Linked DNA regions of Homo sapiens: region 1 is linked to region 2. The links are chromatin loops, found by intact Hi-C in ENCODE. Cell type or tissue: CD14-positive monocyte. All regions are shown on one strand. Links, peaks and the distances in the headings refer to the core of each region. The heading gives the core; the rest is flanking DNA.

The links. Hi-C counts contacts between places; a loop is a spot of excess contacts. Peaks named below come from ENCODE experiments on the same cell type or tissue, not always from the same donor. Only the 100,000 strongest peaks of a DNase experiment are listed, where the experiment ranks them.
Region 1: a loop joins it to region 2, with 2.1 times the contacts of the local background. A loop is called at or near these places in 11 of 110 quality-filtered maps.

What each region holds. Positions count from the first base shown.
Region 1 is chr19:2,739,599-2,751,988 of GRCh38, forward strand. SLC39A3 (solute carrier family 39 member 3) reads right to left here and starts at 419. Exons shown (of 3, transcript NM_144564.5): 1 at 347-419. RefSeq lists silencers at 191-590, 9,758-9,827, 9,838-9,887 and an enhancer at 651-700. In CD14-positive monocyte, for the core only: CTCF peaks have their summits at 9,830 (motif pointing left) and 10,029; a DNase peak (open chromatin) is centred at 9,783.
Region 2 is chr19:2,461,937-2,476,724 of GRCh38, forward strand. GADD45B (growth arrest and DNA damage inducible beta) reads left to right here and starts at 14,191. Exons shown (of 4, transcript NM_015675.4): 1 at 14,191-14,466; 2 at 14,593-14,694. The coding sequence starts at 14,423. LINC01775 (long intergenic non-protein coding RNA 1775) reads right to left here and starts at 249. Exons shown (of 2, transcript NR_134931.1): 1 at 45-249. RefSeq lists silencers at 436-505, 12,832-12,971, 13,342-13,451 and enhancers at 7,615-7,714, 14,192-14,261, 14,263-14,788. In CD14-positive monocyte, for the core only: no CTCF peak of the experiment used is centred there; a DNase peak (open chromatin) is centred at 7,705.

The DNA of each region.
Region 1 (12,390 bases), core at 8,756-11,255, 280 kb after region 2:
GGACCAGGCTGTCTGTCTTGCTCAGGGCCAGCTGCACCCAGCGCAGAGCCACCCAGGCACACAGTAGGCGCCCAATAAAGACCTGTCCGGCATCTGGATACCTCAGTCTGTACAGTGAAGGTGAGGGTGGCCTGCACGCTCTCAAACCGGAGGCTGCTCGGGCCGGGATGAGGAGGGCACGGGCTCATTCATTCAATCAGCACTTATTGAGCGCCTTCTGTGTGCCTCGCGCTACCGGGCACCGGAGACGGGCCTCGGCTAACGTGCGGGTAGAGTCCAACAGACCCCCGGCCGCTCAGCGCCGCCCCGCCCCGCCGCCCCAGGTCCTCTCTCTGCCCGCACCTACCTCCCGGGGGCCCCTCGTCCGCCGACTGGCGCCGCTGCACGCCCAACGGCCGCGCAGTCTCGACCCCACAGACGCGGCCCGGAGAGGCCCCGCTCGGCGCGGCTGGTCCACGCCCCGCCCACGCCCCTGCCCATTGGCCTCCCCGAGACCCGCTGGCAGAACTTTCCATACTATTGGCTGCGAAACCTGCCACTCATATGCGACTCCACCTCTCCTACCGGCACAGGAAAGGGGTTTCCTCCCGCTGAGCGGCGGGCGCAGCCACCAAGCGGCCCCGGCGGGAAACCCGGATTGGCGAGGAACGGTTCCGGCAGGGTTGGGTTTCCAGAGCTGTCCAGGGGCGCCTGGTGCTGAATCCCGCTTGGAAAGAGGCTTGGAGGTGGATGGGAAGGGATTTCCAACGGAGGCGGCTCCTCTCTCAGCGTCCTCGCTGCTGATCCCCTTACCGACGGCTGAAGAAGCAGATTCATCCCTTCAACAAATCTCTGTTGATAGGCAGGAGGAGTAAGTCCAAGAGATCGACTGTACATCATGGTGGCTACAGCTCGTAACAATGCATTGCATACTGCAAAATTGCTAAGAAAGTAGATGTTACATGTTCAAACCATGAAAAAATAAGTATAGGAGGTAACGCGTAAGTTAAAAACCAAATCTTGGCAGGGCGCAGTGGCTCACACTTGTAATCTCAGCACTTTAAGAGACCGAGGCGGGAGGATCGCTTGAGTCCAGGAGTTCAAGGCCAGCCTGGGCAGCATAGTGAGACCCCATCTCTAAAAAAAAAAAAAAGGTTTTTTTTGAGACAGAGTCTCGCTCTTGTCACTCAGGCTGGAGTGCAATGGCGCGATCTTGGCTCACTGCAACTTCCGACTCCCGTGTTCAAGCGATTCTCCTGCCTCAGCCTCCCGAGTAGCTGGGATTATAGGCGTGTGCCACTATGCCGGCTAATTTTTGTGTTTTTAGTAGAGACGGGGTTTCACCATGTTGGCCAGGCTGGTCTTGAACTCCTGACCTCAGGTGATCCTCTTACCTTGGCCTCCCAAAGTGCTGGGATTACAGGCATGAGCCACTGCGCTTGGCCTGATGACTTGATTCTAACAAATAGAAAATGGCAAATGAATGGGATGTCATTCTGCGATTAGGCTATGAGAGATTGTGACTTCTGTTTTGCCAGCAGAGCCTGTCTCTCGCCTTCTCAGCCTACGTGTCTTGACAAAGCAAGCTAAGATGCTGGAGAGATCCAGAGGGAAAGGAACTGAGGGTGTCCTCCAGCCAACAGTCAGCAAGGCAATGAGACCCTCAGCACAAGCGTCCATAAGGAACCAAATGCTACCAACAGCCATGAACGTGATCATGGAAGAGGGTCCTGCCCCAGTTGAGCCTTTGGATGACTGCTTCACTTCAATTGCAGCCTTTGAAACACCCTAAAACAGGGCTGCATGTGGTAGCTCATGCCTATAATCCCAGCACTTTGGAAGGCCGAGGTAGGCAGGTCACTTAAAGTCAGGAGTTTGAGACTAGCCTGGCCAACACGGCAAAACCCCATCTCTACTAAAAATACCAAAATTAGCCAGGCATGGTGGCGGGCACCTGTAGTCCCAGCTACTAAGGAGGCTGAGGCATCAGAATCACTTGGACCCAGGAGGCAGAGGTGACAGCGAGCTGAAATCATTACCATTACACTCCAGCCTGGGCAACAGAGTGAGACCCTGTCTCAAAAGAAAAAAAAAGAAGAAGAAGAAGAAGAAAGAAAGAAAAACAAAGACCCTGAAAACAGAAGACCCATATGAACTGCATCTGAATTCCTCACCCACAGAAACTGAGATAACACATGCTGTTCTAGCCACTTAGTTTTGTGTTTGTTTGCTTGTATTTTGAGACAGGGTCCTGCCCCATCACCCAGGCTGGAGTGCAGTGGTGCAATCACAGCTCACTGCAGCCATGACCTCCTGGGCTCAAGCAGTCCTCCCACCTCAGCCTCCCGAGTAGCTGGGAGCATGTGCCACCATGCCCAGCTAATTTTTTACCTAATGTCACACAGGCCAGTCTTGAACTCCTGGATTCAGGAAACCCTCCCACCTCAGCCTCCCAAAGTGCTGAGATTACAGGCATGAGCCACAATGCCTGCTGGCACTAAGTTTGGGGGAAAATTTGTCATATGGCAGTAGGTAACTAATACACATACATACTAGAAAAACTATAGGTTGTACTAAGTTCTGTGAAGAAAGAATGAGAGAGACTTCTGTGCAGGAATTAGCCAAGTCAAATGTACTGAGAAGGCCAGGTGTGGTGGCTCACACCTATAATCCCAGCACTTTGGGAGGCTGAGGTGGGTGGATCACTTGAGGTCAGGAGTTCAAGACCAGCCTGGCCAACATGGTGAAACCCTGTCTGTACCAAAAATATAAAAATTAGCAGGGCGTGGTGGTGGGCGCCTGTAATCCCAGCTACTCGGGAGGCTGAGGTAGGAGAATCGCTTGAACCTGTGAGGTGGAGGTCGCAGTGAACCGAGATCATGCCACTGCACTCCAGCCTGGGCGACAGAGCAAGACTCCGTCTCAAAAAAAAAAAAAAAAAAGAAAAAAAAGTACTGAGAAGTGGGGAGAGAAGAGAGGATAGTTGACAAAAAGATGGAGAAGGGCTTGCTGCATTTGAGGAGTTGGAAAGCCAGCCTGGCTGAATGTTCGTGAGCAGTAGGGAGATGGGAGATTAGGGACAGTCCCATAGACCGTGCTATGGAACTTGGATTTTACCGTAATTACAGTGTGATTCATTGAAGGATTTTAAGTAGGTGAAGGTTGTCATCTAATTTTAATTCTTAAGATTATTTTGACTCGTGTGTAAAGAAAGGCTGAATTATAGAGAAGCAAGAATGGAAGCAGGGAGACTACTTCAGAGCCCTCTGGGCAAGAGTTGGGCTGGGTGCCTTGGCGCACACCTGTAATCCTAGCACATTGGGAAGCCATTGCAGGAAGATCGCTTGAGCCCAGGAGTTCGAGACCAGCCTGGGCAACATAGTGAGACCCTATCTCTATTTCTAAGAAAAGACTTGACGGTAGTTTAGCTGAGGGCATTGACAGGAGAAAGGACAGTGGGTGAATTTGAGAAATATTTTGGAGGGTGAATTGACAGGACTTAGCACTGGTTTGTCTGTGTGGGTTGCAGGAGAAGGAGGTGTTGGGGGTGACTTCTGGTTTTCTGCTTTGAGCCATCCGATGGATTCTGGTGCTCACTAAAATAGGAAAGACTGGAGGAGGCACAGAGATTGAAAGCGTCAAAAGACAGAGTTCAGTTTCACAGAGGCTATAAATGAGACATCTACAAGTTCTTAGCATTTAATGCCATTTTCTGCCTGCGTGGCGCTGATGTCATCATGTGGAACACACTGTTTCTGGTAGCTATTTTTATTATTAGATGCAGAGTGATCTGACTCTGTTTCTGCTTTCCATAACTCACGACAAGAAAAAGATGGCTTGTAACATAAGCACACCAGGTAGACGCCACAGGACGACTCCTTCCTAAGGGGAATTCATAGCATGCGATATTTATTCATAATTGTTTGGAGAATCAGCCTGCTCAGGGAAAGAGCTACGTAAGCTTTGGGCTTTGATTCATTCAGTACGTGTTTTTGAAAACCTCCTGTGCACCAGAAGCCATGTAGGAGCAGATGTCTTCAGAGCGCAACAGAAAAAAAATACTAATAAAATATAAAATAACATAAAAGCAGCACAGTGGTGCATACCTATAATCCCAGCACTTTGGGAGGCTGAGGTAGGAGGATCTCTTGAGCCCAGGAGTTGGAGACAAGCCTGGGCAAGATGATGAGACCCTATCTCTATAAAAAAAAAATACTGACAAATTGACTGACTTCAGTATTTCAAAAATCTTCCATAGTAAAAAACACCATGAATGGGCTTAATAGACAAGTGACAGACTGGGAGAAAAATGTTGATACTATATGAGACAGAGCCCTTGATAGAAAATAGAAAATAAACATCTTAAAATAAAAATAGGAAGGGTGATGAATGAGCAATTCACAGGGGAACCAATATAAGAGGTGAATAAATATAAGAAAAGAGTCTCAATCCATGAAGATAATCATGAAAATACAAAATAAAACAAGGGGCCAGGCACGGTGGCTCACACCTATAATCCCAGTACTTTGGGAGGCTGAGGCAAGAGGATAACTTGAGCCCTGGAGTTCAAGACCAGCCTGAGCAACATAGTGAAACCCTGTCTCTTCAAAAGAAAAAAATAAAAAATAAAAAATAAATTAATCACCCAGGTGTGGTGACACATGCCTGTCACCCCAGCTACTGGGAGGAGGGAGGATTGCTTGAGCCCAGGAGATCAAGGCCACAGTGAGCTATGATCATGCCACTGACCTCCAGCCTGGGCAACAGAGCAAGTCCCTGTCTCAAAAACCCAAAACAAACAAACAACAACATCAAAACAACAACAAAAACGGCTGGGCAAGGTGGCTCACGCCTGTAATCTCAGTGCTGTAGGAGGCCAAGGCAGGCGGATCACTTGAGGTCAGGAGTTTGAGACCAGCCTGACCAACGTGGTAAAACCCTGTCTCTACTAAAAATACAAAAATTAGCTGTACCTGTAATACCAGCTAGGTGGGAGAATCACTTGAACCCAGGGGGCAGAGGTTGCAGTGAGCTGAGATTGGTCCACTGCACTCCAGTCTGGCAACAAGAGCAAAACTCCACTTCAAAAACAAAAACAAAAAAAACAGAGAAAAAATTGAAAAAATCTGAATGTAGACTGTTTATTAAATAATCATGTCAATATTCAGTAATGTTTAATTTCCTGAATTTAACAATTATACTGTATTTATGTAATAGAATGTCCTTGTTCTTAGGAGATACAAAATACATGATGTCTGGAACTTTCATTTGAATTGTTCGGCAAAAAAATAATAATTATTATACATATACACACACATAAGAAGAGAAAAAAGGAAATTTGGTAAAATGTGAAGAATAAGTGAATCTAGGTGAAGAGCATAAGAAAATTCACTGAAAGCCGGGCGCAGTGGCTCACGCCTATCATCCCAGGGAGGCCGAGGGGGGTGGATCACCTGAGGTCAGGGGTTCAAGCCCAGCCTGGGCAACGTGGAGAAACCCCGTCTGTACTAAAAATACAAAAATTAGCCAGGCGTGGTGGCATGCACCTGTAATCCCAGCTACTCAGGAGGCTGAGGCAGGAGAATCACTGAACCTGGGAGGCGGAGGTTGTGGTGAGCTGAGATCACGCCATTGTACTCCAGCCTGGGCAACAAGAGCAAACTCCATCTCCAGAAAAAAAGAAAGAAAAGAAGGAAGGAAGGAAGGAAATTCATTGAAATATAAACGTGGATTTTTTGTTTTGGTTTGGTTTGGTTTTTGGTTTTTGGGGGCTTTTTTTGGAGACGGAGTCTCACTCTTATTGCCCAGGCTGGAGTGCAGTGGTGCAGTCTTGGCTCACTGCAACCTCCACTTCCCAGGTTCAAGTGATTCTCGTGCCTCAGTCTCCCAAGTATCTGGGACTACAGGTGCCTACCACCATGCCCTGCTAATTTTTTGTATTTTTAGTAGAAACAGGATTTCTCCATATTGGCCAGGCTGGTCTCGAACTCCTGACCTCAAGTGATCCGCCCGCCTCAGCCTCCCAAAGTGCTGGGATGACAGGCATGAGCCACCGCATCCGGCCTCACATGACATTTCATTATCACATCTTCTTAGGCTCCTCCTGGCTGTCACAGTTTCTCAGATGTTCCTTGTTTCTCATGATCTGGACAGTTTTGAGGAGGACGGGTCAGATATTTTGTGGAATATTTCTTGACTGGGGTTTCCTGATAGTTTTCTCATCGTTGGACTAGAGCTGTGTTTCTGTTGTTTGTTTTTGAGGAAGACTATAGAAGTGAGAGGCCATCCCCATCACATCACATCATAGCAAAGCCCATGCAGTCAACATGACTTACCACTGTTGACACTGACTGGGTCACCTGGCTGACATAGTAGTTGTCAGGTTTTTCTACTGTAAAGATCCTTATTCTTTTTTTGTTTTCTTTTTTTTTTTTTTTTTTTTGAGATGGAGTCTCCCTCTGTAGCCCAGGCTGGAGTTCAATGGCATGATCTCAGCTCACTGCAACCTCCACCTCCCTGGTTCAAGCAATTCTCCTGCCTCAGTCTCCCAAGTAGATGGGATTATAGGCGCCCGCCACCATGCCTGGCTACTTTTCGTATTTTTAGTAGAGATGGGGTTTCACCATGTTGGCCAGGCTGGAGTTTTACCGTGTCGCTTAGGCTGGTGTTGAACTCCTGGTCTCAAGTGATCGTCCTGACTCAGCCTCTGAAAGTGCTGAGATTACAGGCATGAGCCACCAAGCCCAGCCAATTATTTTGTGTGTGTAGAGACAGACTCTTCCCATGTTGCTCAGGCTGGTCTTGAACTCCTGGATTCAAGCAATCCATCCGCCTCAGCCTCCCAAATAGCTGGGACTATAGGTGCGTATCACCACACCTGGCTAACACTTGTTTTTCAGGTCCTTCAACTTGAGCTATCCTGGTGTAGTTGTTTGCTACTATGGTTTTTTTGTTTGTTACTATGGTTTTTTTGTTTGTTTGTTTGTTTGTTTTTTGAGATGGAGTCTCACTCTGTCGCCCAGGCTGGAGTGCAGTGGTGGGATCTCAGCTCACTGCAACCTCCGCCTCCCAGGTTCACTCCATTCCCCTGCCTCAGCCTCTCGAGTAGCTGGGACTACAGGTGCCTGCCACCACGCCCGGCTAATTTTTTGTATTTTAGTAGAGATGAGGTTTCACCGTGTTAGCCAGGATGGTCTCGATCTCCTGACCTCGTGATCCGCCCACCTCGGCCTCCCAAAGTGCTGGGATTACAGGCGTGAGCCACCGCGCCCGGCGGCTACTATGGATTTAGTTAGTGTTCTCCTGATGTCTAATGACATTGAGCTCTTTTCCTCATACTTATGGGCCATTTGCCTATCCTGTTTTTTGGAATGTCTAAGTGTTTTGCCCATTAAGAGAATTGGGTCATCTCTCTTCTCACTGATTTGTAGGAGTACTTGATATTTTTATAAAGTACATATTGCAAATGTCTTCACCCACTCAATGGCTCAATTTATCCCTCTATTTTGATGGCATCATTATTTTAATGAAGTCTAATTGTTGATTAAAAAAAAAAAAACTTGGCCAGGTGCAGTGGCTCACACCTGTAATCCCAGCACTTTGGGAGGCCGAGGTGGGCGGATCACCTGAGGTTGGGAGTTCGAGACCAGCCTGACCAACATGGAGAAACCCCGTCTCTACTAAAAATACAAAATTAGCCGGGCGTGGTGGCAGGTGCCTGTAGTCCCAGCTACTTGGGAGGCTGAGGCAGGAGAATTGCTTGAACCCGGGAGGCAGAGGTTGTGGTGAGCCGAGATCTCGCCACTGCATTCCAGCCTGGGTAACAAGAGTGAAACTCTGTCTCAAAACAAAAACAAAAACAAAAACAAAAACAAAAAAAAACTTTATGGTTAGCGCTTTTTGCTTTCTAAGAAAATTTTGCCTACCCCAAAATAGACTCTATATTTTCTTCTGAAACCCTTGTGGCTTTACCTTTTGCAGATTGTATTTGTATAACTCTCAAAAACAGGCAGCACCCACCCATGGTATCAAACGCTAGGTCAGTGTCACCCTCTGGGGAGGCAGTGAGTAGCGGGAGTGTGGGGGGACTGGGAGGCAGTGAGTAGCGGGAATGTGGGGGCACTGCTTAGGTTTGGTTTCTTGGTGTAGGTGCCAATGATATGGGCGTGTTCCCCTCATGAAAATTCATCATGATGTTTGCTTCTTTTGAGACAGAGTCTCGCTCTTGTCACCCAGGCTGGAGTGCAGTGGCATGATCTCGGCTCACTGCAACCTCCGCCTCCTGGGTTCAAGCAATTCTCCTGCCTCAGCCTCCCGAGTAGCTGAGATTACAGGTACCCACCACCACGCCCGGCTAATTTTGGTATTTTTTAGTAGAAATGGGGTTTCGCCATGTTAGCCAGGCTGGTCTCGAACTCCTGACCTCAGGTGATCCACCTGCCTCGGCCTCCCAAACTGCTGGGATTATAGGTGTGAGCCACAGCACCCCACCCATGATGTTTGCTTATCATTCACACTTTGGTGTAGGTATGTTACACTTGCATTAAGTCTTTAAAATGCCTGTAGTCCCAGCTACTCAGGAGGCTGAAGTAAGAGGATCACTTGAGCCCAGGAGTCCAAGGCTGCTGTGAGCTATGATGGCGCCACTGCACTCCAGCCTGGGGAACCTATCTCTTAAAGAAAAAAAGAAGAAGGAGAAGGAGAAGAAGGAGAAGCCTGGCACAGTGGCTCACACCTGTAATCCCAACTTTGGGAGGCCAAGGCGGGAGCATCGCTTAAGATCAAGAGTTTGAGACCAGCCTGGGCAACACAGCAAGACCCTATCTCTAGAAAAAAAAAGTATCCAGGCATGATGGCACATGCCTCTAGTCCTGGCTACTCAGGAGGCTGAGGGAGGATTGCTTGAGCCCAGGAGGTCGAGGCTGCGATGAGCTGTGACTGCACCACTGCTCTCCAGCCTGGAAAGAAGACACACAGAAAGAGAGACCTTGTCTCAAAAATAAATAAAAACTGGCTAAGCACAGTGGCTCACGCCTGTATTCCCAGCACTTTAGGAGGCCGAGACAGGTGGATCACCTGAGGCCAGGAGTTTGAGACCATCCTGGCCAACATGGAGAAACCCCGTCTCTACTATAAATACAAAAAAAAAAAAAAATAGCCAGACATGGTGGTGTGTGACTGTAGTCCCACCTACTCTGGAGGCTGAGACATGAGAATCACTTGAACTCAGGAGGCAGAGGTTGCAGTGAGCCAAGATCGTGGCACTGTGCTCTAGCCTGGGCGACAGAGCAAGATTCTGTCTCAAAAAAACAAAAATTAAAATTAAAAAATAATAAATAAGTAAATAAAAATGTATAAAGGTTGAAAAAGCACCATTAACGAAAGAGAGGGAGACAGAGGAACGGGGCTCCCCAAGTCTACCTGGGCTTGGCAAGAATTCGGGACCACCGTGAGCTGATGAGAATTTCTGGTTTCTGGTGGGCTTCGCGGGTCCTCGCGCGCCCACGCTGCCGGGCCTCATGTCTTTGACCCTGCATCCCACAGGTATCTCAGGGCCAGCCTGGCTCCCTGGTCCACTGCGTGCATCCTCTTGGCTCCATCAAAGCACGAGCACCCGGTAGGACATCCCTGCTTCGGAGGATGTTTTCTCCGTGTCATTCTGAAAGGAGACCCGATTCTAAGAGCAAAACTCTAGCAGCAGGGCGGTCCCTAGGCTCTGGCCCAGGTGGCTGCAGAAGGAGCCACGCCTTGTCGATCACAGCCCTGGCAGCTGCGGACGCACGTGGGTGCCCGCGGGAGAGGCCGTGGCTGCCGCGCCCCCTGGCGGCTCCGTGCGGAATCGCCCCGGCTCCCCATTTCCGAGACCACATCCCGGATGCTTGGACTCCAATCCAATGTTAATTTTTTATTATTTAGTTATTTATTTAGAGACGGAGTCTCACTCTGTCGCCCAGGCTGGAGTGCAGTGGCACAATCTCGGCTCACTGCAACCTCTAACTCCCGAGTTCAAGCGATTCTCCTGTCTCAGCCTCCTGAGTAGCTGGGATTACAGGTGTGCACCACCACACCTGGCTAATTTCGTATTTTTAGAGATGGGGTTTCTCCATGTTGGTGAAGCTGGCCTCGAACTCCTGGCCTGAGGTGATCCTCCCGCCTCGGCCTTCCAAAGTGCTGGGATGACAGGCGTGAGCCACTGCGCCCGGCCTTTTTATTATTTATTTTATTATTTTTAATTTTATTATTTTATTTGAGACAGTCTCACTCTGTCGCCCAGGCTGGAGTGCAATGGTGTGATCTCGGCTCACTGCAACCTCCGCCTTCCAGTTCAAGCGATTCTCCTTCCTCAGCCTCCCGAGGAACTGTGATTACAGGCACCTGCCACCACACCCAGCTAATTTTTGTATTTTTAGTAGAGATGGGGTTTCACCATGTTGACCAGGTTCATCTTGATACCATAGTAAAGCAGGAGGAAGGAAGGGAGGACCCATGTACCCCTGAATCTAAAATTTAAAAACAGGCCGGCGCGGCAGCTCACCCCTGTAATCCCAGAAATTTGGGAGGCCGAGGTGGGTGGATCACTAGAGGTGAGGAGTTCGAGACCAACCTGGCCAACGTGGCAAAACCCCATCTCTACTAAAAATACAAAAAAATTAGCCGGGCATGGTGGTACATGCCTGTAATCCCAGCTACTGTGGAGGCTGAGGCAGGAGAATTGCTTGAATCCAGGAGGTTGAGCCTGCAGTGAGCTGAGATCGCCCCACTGCACTCCAGCCTGGGTGACAGAGCGTGACTCTGTCTCAAAAAATAAATAAAATTTAAAAATAATAACTAAAATTAGCTGGGCGTGGTGTCCATGCTTGTAGTCCCAGCTACTTGAAAGGCTGAGGTGGGAGGATCGCTTGAGCCCAGGAGGTTGAGGCTACAGTGAGCTATGCTCACGGTGCTACACTCCAGCCTGGGCAACAGAGCCAGACCCTGTCTCTAAAAAGAATAATTTGACCTAAGATATTTTTGCAAGATGGAGAACAGGATGGGGAAGGTCACTTTGTTTTAGGTTTTCAAGTTACTCAGTTTGGGGTGAAATGTTTTCCTTCAAAGATACCGGGACATTCCAGAGTCAGTGACAAATTATTTTTCCTAATGGCAAAACGGTTTGGGACATGGATTTGACACATTTATCTAGAGAGTACCATGTGTCTGGGCTTCTCCTCCTCTGTACTGTGGACATTTGGGGCTGAATTATTCTGTGGGGTGGGGCCATCTTGGGCACTGCAGGGTGCTGAGCAGCGTCTCTGGCCTCCACCCACTCAATGCCAGGCGCACCCCCCAGTTGTGACAACCACAGATGTCCGCAGACATCGCCCTGTGTCCCGGGGAGGACAACTGCGCCCGTTGAGAAGCACCAATTCTGCAAAAGAGAAAAACACTATTTGTTTCCTCCTCGTGGCTTCCTGGGACTTACCCTGGAGGGGTTTGCAACATAGTCCCTGCTGGGTCAGGCTTTGTAGGAACTGCACCCCAAGCGTACAGAGAAGCAGAGGGCAGAGCCTTCCTAATTCCACGATTACACCTGGAGGTTCAACCTACTCCTGGAGCCCTGAGTCACGACTTACATGAAACCCAAGTTTAATTACCGCTTCTTTGCTCTGCGCATCTCTGACAGGAATATTCAGAACTACCCTATTTCAAACTTGTGTGGGATCAAGCAGCCATTATCTATGACACGCTTCTCATCAAGTCGCGCAGAGAAGCCACTGGTTCTGGGATGAGATGACAGCTCCCCCTCGCCACCCCTCCTCTTCTCCACCCCTTGGTGATTCCAAAACAAACTTTCTGGAGGTCTCTCAAAGGCTTGGGCTGGGTTTGGGGTCAACTGGGAAGAGACTGTGCAGGCTTTCCTGGTGATGGACACGAGATGGGAGGAAATGAGCCGAGGTCGTCTACGAAGACTGAAGAGCGTGCCGGCTGCGGCTGGGATACACGGCTCCTGCAACAGTGTCCACAGGTGTTTCCGGGAGTGGGATTCTCCAAACAGAGGCATCGCGATCACCTGGGCTGCTTGTCTACAGTGCAGATCCGGCCCGGCGCGGTGGCTCACGCCTGTCATCCCAGCACTCTGGGAGGCCAAGGCGGGTGGATCACCTGAGGTCAAGAGTTCAAGACCCGCCTGGCCAACATGGTGAAACCCCCATCTCTACCCAAAATGCAAAAATTAGCTGGGCGTGGCGGCGGGCACCTGTAATTCCAGCTACTGGGGAGGCTGAGGCAGGAGAATCACTTGAACCCAGGAGGCAGAGGTTGCAGTGAGTCAAGATGGCACCACTGCACTCCAGCCTGGGCGACAGAGTGAGACTCTATCTCAAAAGAAAAAAAAAAAATGTAGGCCGGGCGCGGTGGCTCACACCTGTAATC
Region 2 (14,788 bases), core at 6,538-9,037:
AACCCCATCGCGCTGCCCCTCTGGGCACTTCCATCCCCACATACCCCCATACCCAGCCTTTGCCCGTGCTGTTCCATCCGCCAGGAGCGCCGTTTCCTGCCTGACTGCGCGGCCCTGGGCCTCAGTCTTGCGCTCTGCAAACCGGGGTCTCGAATCTACCCCAGCCCTCCTGTCTCGGCGCTGGGGAGGGGCTTCGGGTGCCCAGAGCCATCCCCGCGGGACCCCCAGGGACTGGACTCCAAGTCCCAGAAAGCCCCGCGCTTCCCGTGGGTGGGGCCCGGGGCTTTCCCCCTCCCAGCGCGCAGTTTGGGAGGCGCTGGGCAATTTTCAAATTTTGGCGCCGAACGGGAGGGGCGGTGACAGCTGAGACCGTGGTCCCCCCGGGGGCACCCACGCCCAGGCTGCTGCTGGCAGCTGCGCCCAGAGCCCGAGGTCTGGGGCATCCCGCAAAGCTGCCCCGTCCATTCCGAGGGGCCTCCCAAGGCACCACACGCGCCAGGGGGCTCCGGGCCCATTTCCATTATGGAAAACTGAGGCACAGGAAGGTTAGGGACCGGTCGGGGAATCCGCACCAGGGGCGTAGCGGAGGCGGGATTCGAACGCGGGACCCTCTTTCCCCCGGGAGCTAGAAATTAGTGACCAATTGGCTGGGCGCGGTGGCTCACGCCTGTAATCCCAACTTTGGGAGTCCGAGGCGGGCGGATCACCTGAGGTCAGGAGTGCGAGACCAGAATGACCACCATGGCGAAACCCCGTCTCCACTTAAAAAAAAAAAAAAAAAAATTAGCCGGGCGTGGTGGCAGGCGCCTGTGACCCCAGCTACTCGGAAGGCTGAGGCAGGAGAATCGCTTGAACCCAGGAGGCGGAGGTTGCAGTGAGCCAAGATCGCGCCATTGCACTCCAGCCCGGGCTACAAAAGCGAACCTTCGTCTGAAAAAAAAAAAAAGAAAAGAAAAGAAAAGAAAGTTAGTGACCAACTGCTGTCTGCTTTTGGGGAGAGGGTACGGGGCCGCGGGAGAGAAATCCCGGACCCTGGGACTATGCAGCCCGTGAGGGCCCCAGTCCCGACCCGTCCATTCCACTGACCTCCACCCGGCACCGCCACTCCCACCCGGGGAGTGGATTTTGGCGCCAGATTTTAAAAATCTCAGCCTAACGGCTGTGGCTGGCTCCCAGCCCGGAATGCGAGCCTGGAGCCCGGATTCCGGAACCTGGATCTGGAGGAGCCCGGATTCCAGAGCCTGGTTCTGAGGGAGCTCGGATTCCGGAGCCTGGATCTCGGGGAGCCCGGATTCCGGAACCTGGATCTGAGGGAGCTCGGATTCCGGAGCCTGGATCTCCAGGAGCCCGGATTCCGGAACCTGGATCTCAGGGAGCCCGGATTCGGAGCTTGGGTCTGAGGGAGCTCGGATTCTGAAGCCTGGATCTCGGGGAGCCTGAATTCTGGAGCCTGGATTCTGGGCTGTGGGTCTTGGGAAGCCGAATTCTGGAACATAGATTCCAGAACTTGAAGGCCAAACCTGGTATCTAAGATCAGAATTCAGGACCCTGGAGTTGGAACCTTGTGACCCCAACAGAAATCCGGGAGGCAAGCAGAGCTCTGGGGCCGTGGCTGGCAGCTGCCTGTTAAATGAGTGAATGGAACAGTGAAATCAACACATATTTGCGTGGCTTCTACTTTGTGGCAGGCACTGGGGGGACAGAGGGGAAGCGAGTACACATTATAAATAAGTGAATTAGGTAGGGCGCAGTGGTTCACACCTGCTATCCCAGCATTTAGAGAGGCCGAGGCAGAAGGATTGCTTGAGGCCAGGAGTTCGAGACCAGCCTGGACAACATAGTGAAAGCCCATCTCTACAAAATATACAAAAATTAGCTAGGCGTGGTGACTCATGCCTGCAGTCCCAGCTACTTGGGAGGCTCAGGTGGGAGGATCACTTGAGCCCAGAAGGTAGAGGCTGCAGTGAGCAGAGATTGAGTCACTGCCCTCCAGCCTGGGTGACAAGAGTAAGACCCTGTCTCAAAAATAAATAAATAGGGCTGGGCTTGGTGGCTCACACCTGTAATCCCAACACTTTGGGAGGCCGAGGCGGGCAGATCACCTGAAGCCAAGAGTTTGAGACCAGCCCAGCCAACACAGTGAAACCCTATCTCTATTAAAAATACAAAAATTAGCCGGGCATGAGGGAGCACGCTTGTAATTTCAGCTACTTAGGAGGCTGAGGCACGAGAATTGCTTGAACTCGGGAGGCGGAGGTTGCAGTGAGCCGAGATTATGCCACTGCACTCCAGCCTGGGTGATGGAGTGAGACTCTGTCTCAAAAATAAATAAATAAATAAATAAATAAGTGAATTGTATGGCATGCTAGAGGATGGTGAGCATGAGGAAGAAAGAAAGTGGGGTAAATGCTGGGGCATGTGTGGAGTAGGGGTAGAGGTGGGCCTCTTAGAAAAGGGCAAGACAGGGTCTCGCTATGTTGCCCAGGCTGGTCTCAAACTCCTTGGCTCAAGTCATCTGCCTGCCTTGGCCTCCCAGAGTGCTGGAATTACCGGCATGAGCCACCGTGCCCAGCTTATATTCACTTTTCTTATCTCACAGTTTCTGTGGGTCAGGAATCCAGATGTGGCTTAACTTTGGCATCCTCTGTCTCAGGGCTCTGAAAGGTGGCAACCAAGGTGTCTCTGGGGCAGAGTCCACTTCTAGACTCACTCACACGTGGTCAGAAGGATTCTGTTCCTTGCAGACTGTTAGACCAAGAGCCTCAAATCCTGGCCCACTGCTGTCCAGGGCCTGCCTCCGTTCATCAGGAGGAGCTGGGGGTGAATTAGTCAGGGTTCTCCAGAGAAACAGAACCAGCAGGAGGGGAGAGAGAATAAGAGATTTTTTTTTTTTTTTTGAGACAGAGTTTTGCTCTTGTTGCCCAGGCTGGAGTGCAATGATGCAATCTCGGCTCACCACAATCTCTGCTTCCCGGGTTCAAGCGATTCTCCTGCCTCAGCCTCCCCAGTAGCTGGGATTACAGGCATGCGCCACCACACCTGGCTAATTTTGTATTTCTAGTAGAGATGGGGTTTCTCCATGTTGATTAGGCTGGTCTTGAACTTCCGACTTCAGGTGATCCGCCTGCCTTGGCCTCCCAAAGTGCTGGGATTACAGGCGTGAGCCACCACACTCGGCCAAGAGATTTATTATAAGGTATTGATGCACGGGGGCTGACAAGTCACAACATCTGAAGTCTGCAAGCTGGAGACCCAAGAGAGCCGATGTTCCTTTTTATTTTTATTTTTTTTGAGATGGAGCTTCGCTCTGTTGCCCCAGCTGGAGAGCAGTGGCATGATCTCGGCTCACTGCAACCTCTGCCTCCTGGGCTCAAATGATCCTCCCCCCTTAGCCTCCCGAGTAGCTGGGATTACAGGCATGCGCCATCACGCCCGGCTAATTTTTGTATTTTTAGTAGAGACAGGGTTTCACCATGTTGGAAAGGCTGGTCTCAAACTCCTGACCTCAAGTCTCCTGCCTCCCAAAATGCTGGGATTACAGGCGTGAGCCACCATGCCCGGCTGAGAGCTGATCTTTCTGTTTGAGTCTGAAGACAGGAAAAAGCTGATGTTCCAGTCTGAAGGCCTTCAGGTGGGAGGAATTCTCTGCTCCCCAGGGGAGTGGCAGCCTCTGTATTCCATCCGGGCCTTCAGTGAATTCCGCAAGGCCCACCCGTGCTAGGGAGGGTAGTGGGTTTGAGTGACTCAGTGAGTCTACTGATGCAAAGGGTCAAAGGCTCATCTCATCTAATAACCCCCTCACCGGCATGCACAGAGTAATGTTTGACCAAATATGCAGGCACCCACAGCCCAGCCATGATGGCATATAAAATTAACCACCGGGCGGGGCGCGGTGGCTCACGCCTGTAATCCCAGCACTTTGGGAGGCTGAGGCTGGTGGATCACTTGAGGTCAGGAGTTCAAGACCAGCCTGGCCAACATGGCAAAACCCCGTCTCTACTAAAAAATACATAAATTAGCCAGGCGTGGTGGTAGGTGCCTGTAGTCCCAGCTACTGGGGAGGTTGAGGCATAAGAATCACTTGAACCCATGAGGTGGAGGTTGCAGTGAGCCAAGATTGCACCACTGCACTCCATCCCGGGTGACAGACTGAGACTGAGATTCTGTCACCAAAAAAAAAAAAAAAAAAAAAAAAATTAAGCATCATACAGCCGGGTGCAGTAGCTGCTCATCCTGTGATCCCAGCCCTTTGGGAGGCCAAGGAGGAAGGATCGCTTGAGGCCAGGAGTTCAAGACCAGCCTGGGTAACAGAGCAGGGCCCCATATCTACAAAAAATAAAATTAGCTGAAAGCGCCTTTGCAAAAGTTCTATCAGTGAGAAAAAAAAATTTTTTTTTTTTGAGACGGAGTCTCGCTCTGTCGCCCAGGCTGGAGTGCAGTGGCACAATCTCGGCTCACTGCAACCTCCGCCTCCCGGGTTCAAGCGATTCTGCTGCCTCAGCCTCCCAAATAGCTGGGACTACAGGCACGCGCCACCATGCCCAGCTAAGTTTTGTATTTTTAGTAGAGATGGGGTTTCACCATGTTGGCCAGGATGGTCTCGATCTCATGACCTCGTGATCCGCCCGCCTTGGCCTCCCAAAGTGCTGGAATTACAGGCGTGAGCCACCACGTCCAGCCGAGAAAATTATAACAGTAGGCTAAACTAACTAACCCCCATCTTGCCTTAATTATTCCTGGGCTATTGGGCCCAGCTAACTTGGGAAGACATTTAGGCTACAGTTTAAGTGATAGTAGACCTTGCACAAAACCCAACAGCTTTTGTCAAGCTAACCTGAGGCCTTCAGGTTGAGGGAGGAGGGGAGCCTGACATCTGTTAAGGTGCAAACGTTATTCTGGAGGTTATAAGATATGCAGCTTCCAGGCCAGGTGCGGCGGCTCACGCCTGTAATCCCAGCACTTTGGGAGGCCAAGGCGGGTGGATCACTTGAGGCCAGGAGTTCAAGACCAGCCTGGCCAACATGGTGCAACCCCATCTGTACTAAAAATACAAAAATTAACCAGGCTTGGTAGCCCATGCCTGTAGTCCCAAATACTTGGGAGGCTGAGGCAGGAGAATCGCTTGAACCTGGGAGGCAGAGGTTGCAGTGAGCCGAGATCTCACCACTGCACTCCAGCCTGGGCGACAAAGCGAAACTCAGCATGCAAAAAAACAAAAAAAAAACAAAAAAAAAACAAAAAAAAAGAGATGTGGTTCCCCCAATTACTCCTGCAAATAACACCATTATTGTAGTTTGGCCTTTTGAGATGTCTTTCCACGTGTTTTGCATGTCTGACACCCGTGGCTCCACCTGGACTGACAACCCTGCTCCTGAGGTTCCACACAGAAGCGATCTGGCCGGCAGGAGGACCCCTGCAACCTGCTGTGAGTCCATCTCTGCCCCCAACCAACCAGCAGCAAGCACCTGTTTACCTGGCCCACTCCCACTCCTTCCCACAAAACTGCCCTTGAAAAACCCCTAACCTAGGCTGGGCGTGGAGGCTCACGCCTGGAATCTCAGCACTTTGGGAGGCTGAGGTGAACGGATCACCTGAGGTTAGGAGTTCGAGACCAGCTTGGCCAACATGGTGAAACTCCATCTCCACCAAAAAAAAAAAAAAAAAAATTAGCTGGATGTGGTGGCGTGCACCTGTAATCCCAGCTATTCAGAAGGCTGAGGCGGGAGAACCTCCTGAACCCAGGAGGCAGAGGTTGCGAATTGCTTGAACCCAGGAGGCAGAGGTTGCAGTGAGCTGAGGTGGCGCCACTGCACCCCAGCCTTGGTGACAGAGCGAGACTCGTCGCAATAAAGAAAAACCTCTAACCTATGAGGTTTGAACAAGTTGATTTATGAATTCCATCTCCCACGTGGCGTGGCCAGCCTCATGTCTATTAAACTCTTTCTCTACTACAATGCTGTGGTCTCTTTCTCTTTCGTTGTTTCCTTTCTTTTCTTTTTTTTTTTTTTGAGACAGTCTCACCCTGTTGCCCAGGCTGGAGTGCAGTGGCTCAATCTCAGCTCACTGCAATCTCCGCCTCCCGGGTTCAAGCGATTCTCCTGCCTCAGCCTCCCGAATAGCTGGGATTACAGGCGCCCGCCACCACTATGCTCGGCTAATTTTGTATTTTTAGTAGAGACGGGGTTTCTCCATGTTGGCCAGGCTGGTCTCGAACTCCCGACCTCAGGTGATCTGCCCACCTCGGCCTCCCAAAGTGCTGGGATTACAGGTGTGAACCACCGCGCCCAGCCTCTATTTTTTTTTTTTTTTTAAGTAAAATACTTTGTTAGACTGGGGGTCTCCCTATGTTGCCCAGGCTGGTCTCAAACTCCTGGACTCAAGGAATCCTCCCACTTTGGCCTCCCAAAGTGCTGGGATTACAGGCGTGAGCCCCTGCACCCAGTCACGTGGTCTTTCTTTATGCAGTGGGCAGGAAGAACCCCTGCATAGCGGGGTGTGGTGGCCCATGCCTGCAATCCCAGCTATTTGGGAGGCTGAGATGGGAAGATTCCTTAAGTCAGGAGTTCAAGGCTGCAGTGAGCTGCGATGTCACTGCATTCAAGCCTGGGCAATAGAGCGAAGCCCATCTCTAAGAAAAAAAAAAAAAAAAAAATTAACCACCCTGGGGGATCACTGGAGCCAGGCCCGAAGCTGCCCACCATGCTAGCATTGTCTGCAATGCCTGCTGCCGGGGGTTCCAGCTGTTCCGATGTCTGTGAGCAAGTGTGTAAGTTGTAAAATACTCAGTGCAAGGCGAATGATTCCTGTCCATTGTGTAGCAAGAAATTTTGCCTCGACCAGAGAGAGATCTGGCTTTTGTTTCAGCCACTGGGAGGTGACTCTTAGGCCCCAGGAATGTCCTGCCTGATGGATATACCGTTCTGTTTTTTTTTTTTTTTTGAGACAGAGTCAGAGTCTCACTCTGTCTCCCAGGCTGGAGTGCAGTGGTGCGATCTCAGCTCACTGCAAGCTCCGTCTCCCGGGTTCAAGCGATTCTCGTGCCTCAGCCTCTCGGAGTAGCTGGGATTACAGGCGCCTTCCGCCACACCCAGCTAATTTTTGCATTTTTAGGAGAGAGGGGGTTTCACCATGTGGGCCAGGCTGGTCTCGAACTCCTGACCTCAAGTGATCCATTCGCCTTGGCCTCCCAAAGTGTTGGGATTACAGGTGTGAGTCACCGCGTCCGGCATTCGAGTGGCTTTCGAGGTCACTACAGTAGGGGAGGTGTACGGAGCACTTTCTATGCCAAGCCCATTCTAGGTCCTTGTTTTGGGTAAACATTTCCACAACCTGACTTTTCCCATGAAAAGAGGGAGTTTCAGGGAGGCTAAGCCACCAACCCAAGGACACACAGCTGATGACGGCTGCAGGTGGGATTTGAACCAGGCAAACGTGACCTCAGACAGAGCCTCTCCTTCTCCCTCTCTCTGCGAGGCATAGTCCCAGACCTGCCAGCCTCTTGCTGTGCACAGTTTCCCTGCCCCTCCCCTGCCACTGTCCTCAGAATTTCCCAAATGTGCCTCAGCCTTCGCCGTAGCCTCCGCTGCCACCTGGCGTGGTGATCCCACCTCCTCCCACCCCAGGCCTGTCTTACAAATGTCTGCAAGTTCAAATGATGACTCAGCTCCATCCCGAAACCTCTCCTTGGGGACAGGAGTCATGTCTTGCTCGTTTTGTTCATCTTTGCAGAAAAACATGATGTCAGAGCCCAGCCGCTGCCAATCACTTCCTGGCTACATCCGGAGTGACACGCAGACCCCTCCCCGCAGCCCCCAAAGCCCGTCTCTGTGAGCTCATCTTCCCGGCTCTCCCTCTTGCTTACTCTGTTCCACCCCCAGGGCCTCCTTGGGATTCCTCAAATGCAACAGGTGAGGTCCTGCGTCAGGGCCTTTTCAAACACTGTGCCTGCTGCCTGGGACCTCTGCCCCCAGAGCCCCTTGAACCTGACTTTTTACCGTTTTTTTTTTTTGAGACAGAGTCCTGCTCTGTTGTCCAGGTGGGGTGCAGTGGCATGATCTCGGCTCACTGCAATGTCTACCTCCCAGGCTCAAGTGAGTCTCCTGACTCGGCCTCCTGAGTAGCTGGGATTACAGGCATCTGCCACCACGCCTGGCCAACTTTTTGTATTTTTAGTAGAGACGGGGTTTCGCCATGTTGTCCGGGCTAGTCTCGAACTCCTGACCTCAAGTGATCTGCCCTCCTTGGCCTTCCAAAGTGCTGGGATCACAGGCATGAGCCACTGCACCCAGCCCGCCCCCACTTTTTTTTTTCTTTTTGAGGCAGGGCCTTGTTTTGTCGCCCAGGCTGGAGTGCAGTGGTGCGATCATAGCTCACTGCAGCCTCAAACTCCTGGGCTCAAGTGATCCTCCTGCTTTAGCCTCCCGAGTAGTTGGGACTACAGGTGTGCCCATCAGACCTGGCTAATTTTTAAAAAATTATTTGTGGCTGCGTGCGGTAGCTCACACCTGTAATCCCAGCACTTTGGGAACTCGAGGCGGGTGGATCATGAGGTCAGGAGTACGAAACCAACCTGGCCAAGATGTGAAACCCCATCTCTACTAAAAATTAGCCGGGCGCAGTGTAATCCCAGCTACTTGGGAGGCTGAGGCAGAAGAATCACTTGAACTCGGGAGGCAGAGGTTGCAGTGAGCTGAGATTGTGCCACTGCACTCCAGCCTGGGAGACAGAGAGAGACTTCGTCTCAAAAAAAAAAAAAAAAAAAAAGGCCAGGCGTGGTGGGTAACACCTGTAATCCCAGCATTTTGGGAGGCCGAGGTGGGCGGATCACGAGGTCAGGAGATCGAGACCATCCTGGCTAACACGGTGAAACCCCATCTCTACTAAAAATACAAACAATTAGCCGGGCGAGGTGGCGGGCGCCTGTAGTCCCAGCTACTCTGGAGGCTGAGGCAGGAGAATGGCGTGAACCTGGGAGGCGGAGCTTGCAGTAGCCGAGATCACACCACTGCACTCCTGGGTGACAGAGCCTGGGTGACAGAGCGAGACTCCGTCTCAAAAAAAAAATTATTTGTAGAGATGGGAGTCTTGCCAGGTTGCCCAGGCTGGTCTCGAACTCCTGAGCTCAAGCGATCCTCCCCACTTGGCCCCCAAGGGGCTGAGATTACAGGCATGAGTCTACCCTTAGAGACAGAGGCTGCACGAAGTCATGATCACACCACTGCACTCCAGCCTGGGCAATACAGGGAGACCTTGTCTCAAAAAAGAAAAAGAGAAAGGAACTAATCTCATTAGAAGACTCCACTCTCATGAGCTCATCTGACCCTAATCACTTCAAAGCCCCCCCGCAACACCGTGCCCAGCCTGCAGTACGTTTTTTTATTTTTTATTTTTATTTACTTATTTTTTTGAGATGGAGTCTTGCTCTGTCACCCAGGCTGGAGTGCAGTAGCGCGATCTCGGTTCACTGCAAGCTCCACCTCCTGGGTTCACACCATTCTCCTGCCTCAGCCTCCTGAGTAGCTGGCACTACAGGCGCCCGCCACCACGCCCGGCTAATTTTTTGTATTTTTAGTAGAGACAGGGTTTCACTGTGTTAGCTGGGATGGTCTCGATCTCCTGACCTCGTGATCTGCCCACCTCAGCCTCCCAAAGTGCTGGGATTACAGGCGTGAGCCACCACACCCGGCCACATTTTTTTTTTAACTCTGAATGAATGCAAAAACCTCTATGCTGGATAAAATTTTAAAAATTTATTTTGTTTAAAGCCAAATACGGTGACTCACGCCTGTAATTCCAACACTTTGGGAGGCCGAGGCAGGCAGATCATTTGAGGTCAGGAGTTCGAGATCAGCCTGGCCAACATGGCAAAACCCTGTCTCTACTAAAAATACAAAAAATTAGCTAGGTGTGGTGGAGGGCGCCTGTAGTCCTAGCTACTTGAGAAGCTGAGGCAGGAGAGTCACTTGAACCCAGGAGGTGGAGGTTGCAGTGAGCTGAGATTGCGCCACTGCACTCCAGTCTGGGTGACAGAGCGAGATTCTGTCTAAAAAAAAAAAAAAAAAAAAAGATTATGACAGGATTACTCATACTGATTATTCCTCTCACCTCAGGCTCCAAGATGGCCTCGGCGACACTGTTATTGATCTCATTTTTTATTTTATTTTATTTTTAGACACAGGGTCTCCCTCTGTTGCCCAGGCTGGAGTGCAGCGACACAATCATAGCTCACTGCAGCCTCAAACTCCCAGGCTCAAGTGATCCTCCCACCTCAGCCTCTCACGTAGCTGGGACTACAGGTGCGCACCACCACGGTCGGCTAATTTTTAAAATTTTTGTAGAGATGGGGTCTCCCTATGTTGCCCAGGCTGGTCTCAAACTCCTGGGCTCAAGCAATCCTCCTGCCTCGGCCTCCAAAAGTGCTGGGATTACAGAGGTGAGTTCTGGCGCCCAGCCCAAAGATAATAGCACACATTTCCTGAGTGCTTACCTGATTCTGGGAATTTCCTCCTTCAATGCCTGTGATGAAGCCTTTGTGTGACTGTTCCCATCTTACAGAGAAAGAAACTGAGGCTGGAGCTCATTTTCTTTTTTTTTTTTTTTTTGAGAAAGAGTCTCACTCTTGTTGTCCAGGCTGGAGTGCAGTGGCACGATCTCGGCTCATTGCAACCTCCACCTCCCGAGTTCAAGCGATTCTCCTGCCTCAGCCTCCTGAGTAGCTGGGACTACAGGCATGCGCCACCATGCCTGGCTAATTTTTATATTTTTAGTAGAGATGGAGTTTCACCATGCTGGCCAGGCTGGTCTTGAACTCCTGACCTCGGGTGATCCACCCGCCTCGGCCTCCCAACATGCTGGGATTACAGGCATGAGCCACCACGCCTGGCCCGGCTGGAGCTCATTTTCTGAGCTCAAAGGCACAGAGCTCAGAGTCTCTTGAAGATATTCCAAGATACTCCAGATATTCTAAGATGCCTGGAGCCAGGGCTGGAAAAAGGAGGCACAGGTGGGCTTGGGGTCTAGAAAGAGAAGCCTGGAGGGTGGAGGACCATGGGGGTCCAGGCAGTCAGTCTGGGAGAAAACAAGGCCAAGTCAGTGTTGACAGAGGAGTAGGGTTTTCCTGCTGAAGACCAGAGGAAGACAGCATCCCAGGCGGAGGAAACAGCTGACAAAGGCTGGGCCTCTCGCAGAGGAGGTTGTTATGGCTGGCACGGGGGACACACGGAAGAAGGACTTGGACACATATTCTCTGAGGCCCTGCTTTGCTCGCCTTATTTTATTTATTTTATTTGCTTTATTTTTGACACAGTGTCTCGCTCTGTCTCCCAGGCTGGAATGCAGTGGTGCAATCTCGGCTCACTGCAACCTCCACCTCCCGGGTTCAAGCGATTCTCCTGCCTCAGCCTCCCGAGTAGCTGGGATTATAGGCATGTGCCACCATGCCCAGGTAATTTTTGTATTTTTTGTAGAGACGGGGTTTCACCATGTTGGCCAGGTTGGTTTTGAACTCCTGACCCCAGATGATCCACCTGCCTCAGCCTCCCAAAGTGCTGGGATTACAGGCATGAGCCACCGTGCCCAGCCCTTATTTTATTTATTTATTTGAGACGGGGTCTCACTCTGTTGCCCAGGCTGGAATGCAACTGTGCAATCCCGGCTCACTGCAGCCAGGAACCCCTGGGCTCAAGTGATCCTCCTGTCTCAGCCTCCGGAGTAGCTGGGTGCACACAACACACCCCATTCTTTCTTTCTTTTTTTTTTTTTTAAAGACTGAGTCTCACTCTGTCACTCAGGCTGGAGTGCAGTGGCACGATCTCGGCTCACTGCAATCTCGGCTTACTGCAACCTCTGCCTCCCAAGTTCAAGCAATTCTCCTGCCTCAGCCCCCAGAGTAGCTGGGATTACAGGCATGTGCCACCACGCCCGACTGATTTTGTATTTTTAGTAGAGATGGGGTTTCTCCAGGTTGGTCAGGCTGGTCTTGAATTCCCAGCCTCAGGTGATCCTCCTGCCTCAGACTCCCCAAGTGCTGGGATTACAGGAGTGAGCTACCGTGCCCGGCCTTTTTGTTTGTTTGTTTGTTTGTTTGTTTGTTTTGGGGAGGATGGAGTCTCTCTCTGTCACCATGCCATGTGCAGTGGCATGATCTCGGCTCACTGCAACCTCCACCTCCTGGGTTCAAGTGATACTCCTGCCTCAGCCTCCTGAGTAAGCTGGGATTACAGGCGCGTGCCACCACGCCCAGCTAATTTTTGTGTTTTTAGTAGAGACAGGGTTTCACCATGTTGGTCAGGCTGGTCTCGAACTGACCTCACGATCTGCCCGCCTCAGCCTCCTAATGTGCTGGGATTACCCAGCCTGCAATACTTTTTAAAAATCAAAATCAATGCCCAAGTATCCATGAGGAACAAAATATCAAAATTGTAAATAAAGACAGAATCTGACTTTGCACTTATCCCACCCACCTCCCTGATCTTCCTTATCTTCAGCTCATGTTGGCCATGTTGGTCAGGTTGGTCTCGAACTCCTGACCTCAGTTGATCCGCCCGCCTCGGACTCCCAAAGTGCTGGGATTACAGGCGTAAGCCACCGCGCCCGGCCGATTTAACTTTTAAATTGAAATTATAAAATATAAATATGTATGTTGCATGCGTAAAACATTGCATAAAGTTACATAAAACGTTGCAACCGCCACGGTCCCCTTATCCCCCGCCTCCAGCCCAGTGCCCCGCCCGTCCGTCCCTCTCTTCCGGCGCTGAGGGCGCAGAAACTCGGCGCGGCCACCAGATGGCGCCACCGCGCCTCGCAGCCCCGGGACATTTCGTGCCCCAGCGGTGGGCGGCGCGGAGGAGGTGGGATGCGTCAGCCGGACCCGCGGGCCGGGGAGCCGGGCAACTGGGGAAAGTGAGCCGCCGGGCGGAGGCCAGACCCCAGGCTGGCGGGGGAGGGGACTCAGATGTGAGTCACCCGGGAGCCCCCAGTCGACCGTGGGAGACGTTGTCATGCGGGGCCTGCCAGCCTCGCTCCTGAACAGCCTTCCCGGGGCGGCGGAGTCCTGCAGGCGGCCGTGCCTGGCGCACACGCGTGGCTCCAACACGAACTAGCCTATGGCCTCACCAAGCCTCAGTTTCCCCTTTTGCATAATGCACATAAGCATCCCCCCTGCTTCCCAGGTCTTGGATTAAATCATCCATGAATCCGGAGGGGTGGGGGGTACCAGGTCCGCACCACGCACTCAATGCAGGTCAGCGCCCACCCCGGAGTGAGAAATAAAAGTAGCCGTCATCCTTGCACGTGGGCCCTGGGTGGCGGCGTGCAGCCGGAGCCTGCACCATTCCCCTCAACAATGGCTTTCTCCAGGGCCTGGAGGCCTCCGCACGGGCAAAGGCTGGAACGCCAGGCAGCCGGCGGGGGCGGGGCCGCGCCACCTGCACCTCCCACGCGCACCCCACCCTGATACTCGCGGGGTCGGCGAGGAGGCGCCCACTTTCTTCTCCAGAGCGCCCCGGGCTTTGCAACCTCCCACTTTCGGGGCCCTCGAGGAGGCCTCCCGCGACCACCAGGTGACAGCTGATGTGTATTGGGCTCTTACTGTCAGCCGTATTTTATGCCATGCTCTGCAAACCAGCGAGGCCGGCGCTGCAGACCCATTACTCAGACGGGAACAGAGAGGCCGGGAGAAGCGAAATCACCCAGGGGCTGGGGTCGTCGCAGCCAGGAGAGACTCCGGCCCTCACCACCACCTGGGCGAGATCACGCTGCAAACGGGGCCCCTTCCCGGTGCAGCCCCTCCACCCCCAGCAGAACTTGGGAAAGGCGCGGTCCGGGACTCTCCGCGGATCGGGAGGGGATTCCAGGCCCCCCCGAAAGTCCGGGCCGCCTCGCGCGCTGGAAATCCCGCGCGCGCCCCGAACCGCGGCTCGGCTGCCGGGAAATCAGGAGAAAAAAACTTCTGCTTTTTTTTCTTTTCTGGCATTCGCGGTCACCTACCCGGCCCCCGCGCGCCCTCCTCCCGGTTCTCGCCCCCACGTGGGGCGCCCCCGCACGCCGCTCCTCCCCCTCCCCTCCGTCGGCCAACCGCAGAGCTAGCTGCACTCGCCCTTGTCTTTCCACCAATAGGAGGGGCGAATGACTCCACTGAGGCCACGCCCAATGTTCAAGTCTATAAAAGTCGGTGCCGGAGGCTCCCAGCTCAGATCGCCGAAGCGTCGGACTACCGTTGGTTTCCGCAACTTCCTGGATTATCCTCGCCAAGGACTTTGCAATATATTTTTCCGCCTTTTCTGGAAGGATTTCGCTGCTTCCCGAAGGTCTTGGACGAGCGCTCTAGCTCTGTGGGAAGGTTTTGGGCTCTCTGGCTCGGATTTTGCAATTTCTCCCTGGGGACTGCCGTGGAGCCGCATCCACTGTGGATTATAATTGCAACATGACGCTGGAAGAGCTCGTGGCGTGCGACAACGCGGCGCAGAAGTAAGTAGCCGGGGCTGCCGCCGCCTGAGGTCAGCCGGGACGGGATGGGTCGGGTTGGGCCGGGCCGGGAGCGGAACGTAGCACCCGGTGGTCCGCCCGTCACTGATCCCTCTTTCCTGGTCTCAGGATGCAGACGGTGACCGCCGCGGTGGAGGAGCTTTTGGTGGCCGCTCAGCGCCAGGATCGCCTCACAGTGGGGGTGTACGAGTCGGCCAAGTTGATGAATGTGTGAGTCAGACCCCCTTCCCGGGCTGGGCGCGGGTGGGACGGGACCTCCCCTCCGCTCTGGACGCTTTCCGCACGCTTGTCTTGCATGGAGCTG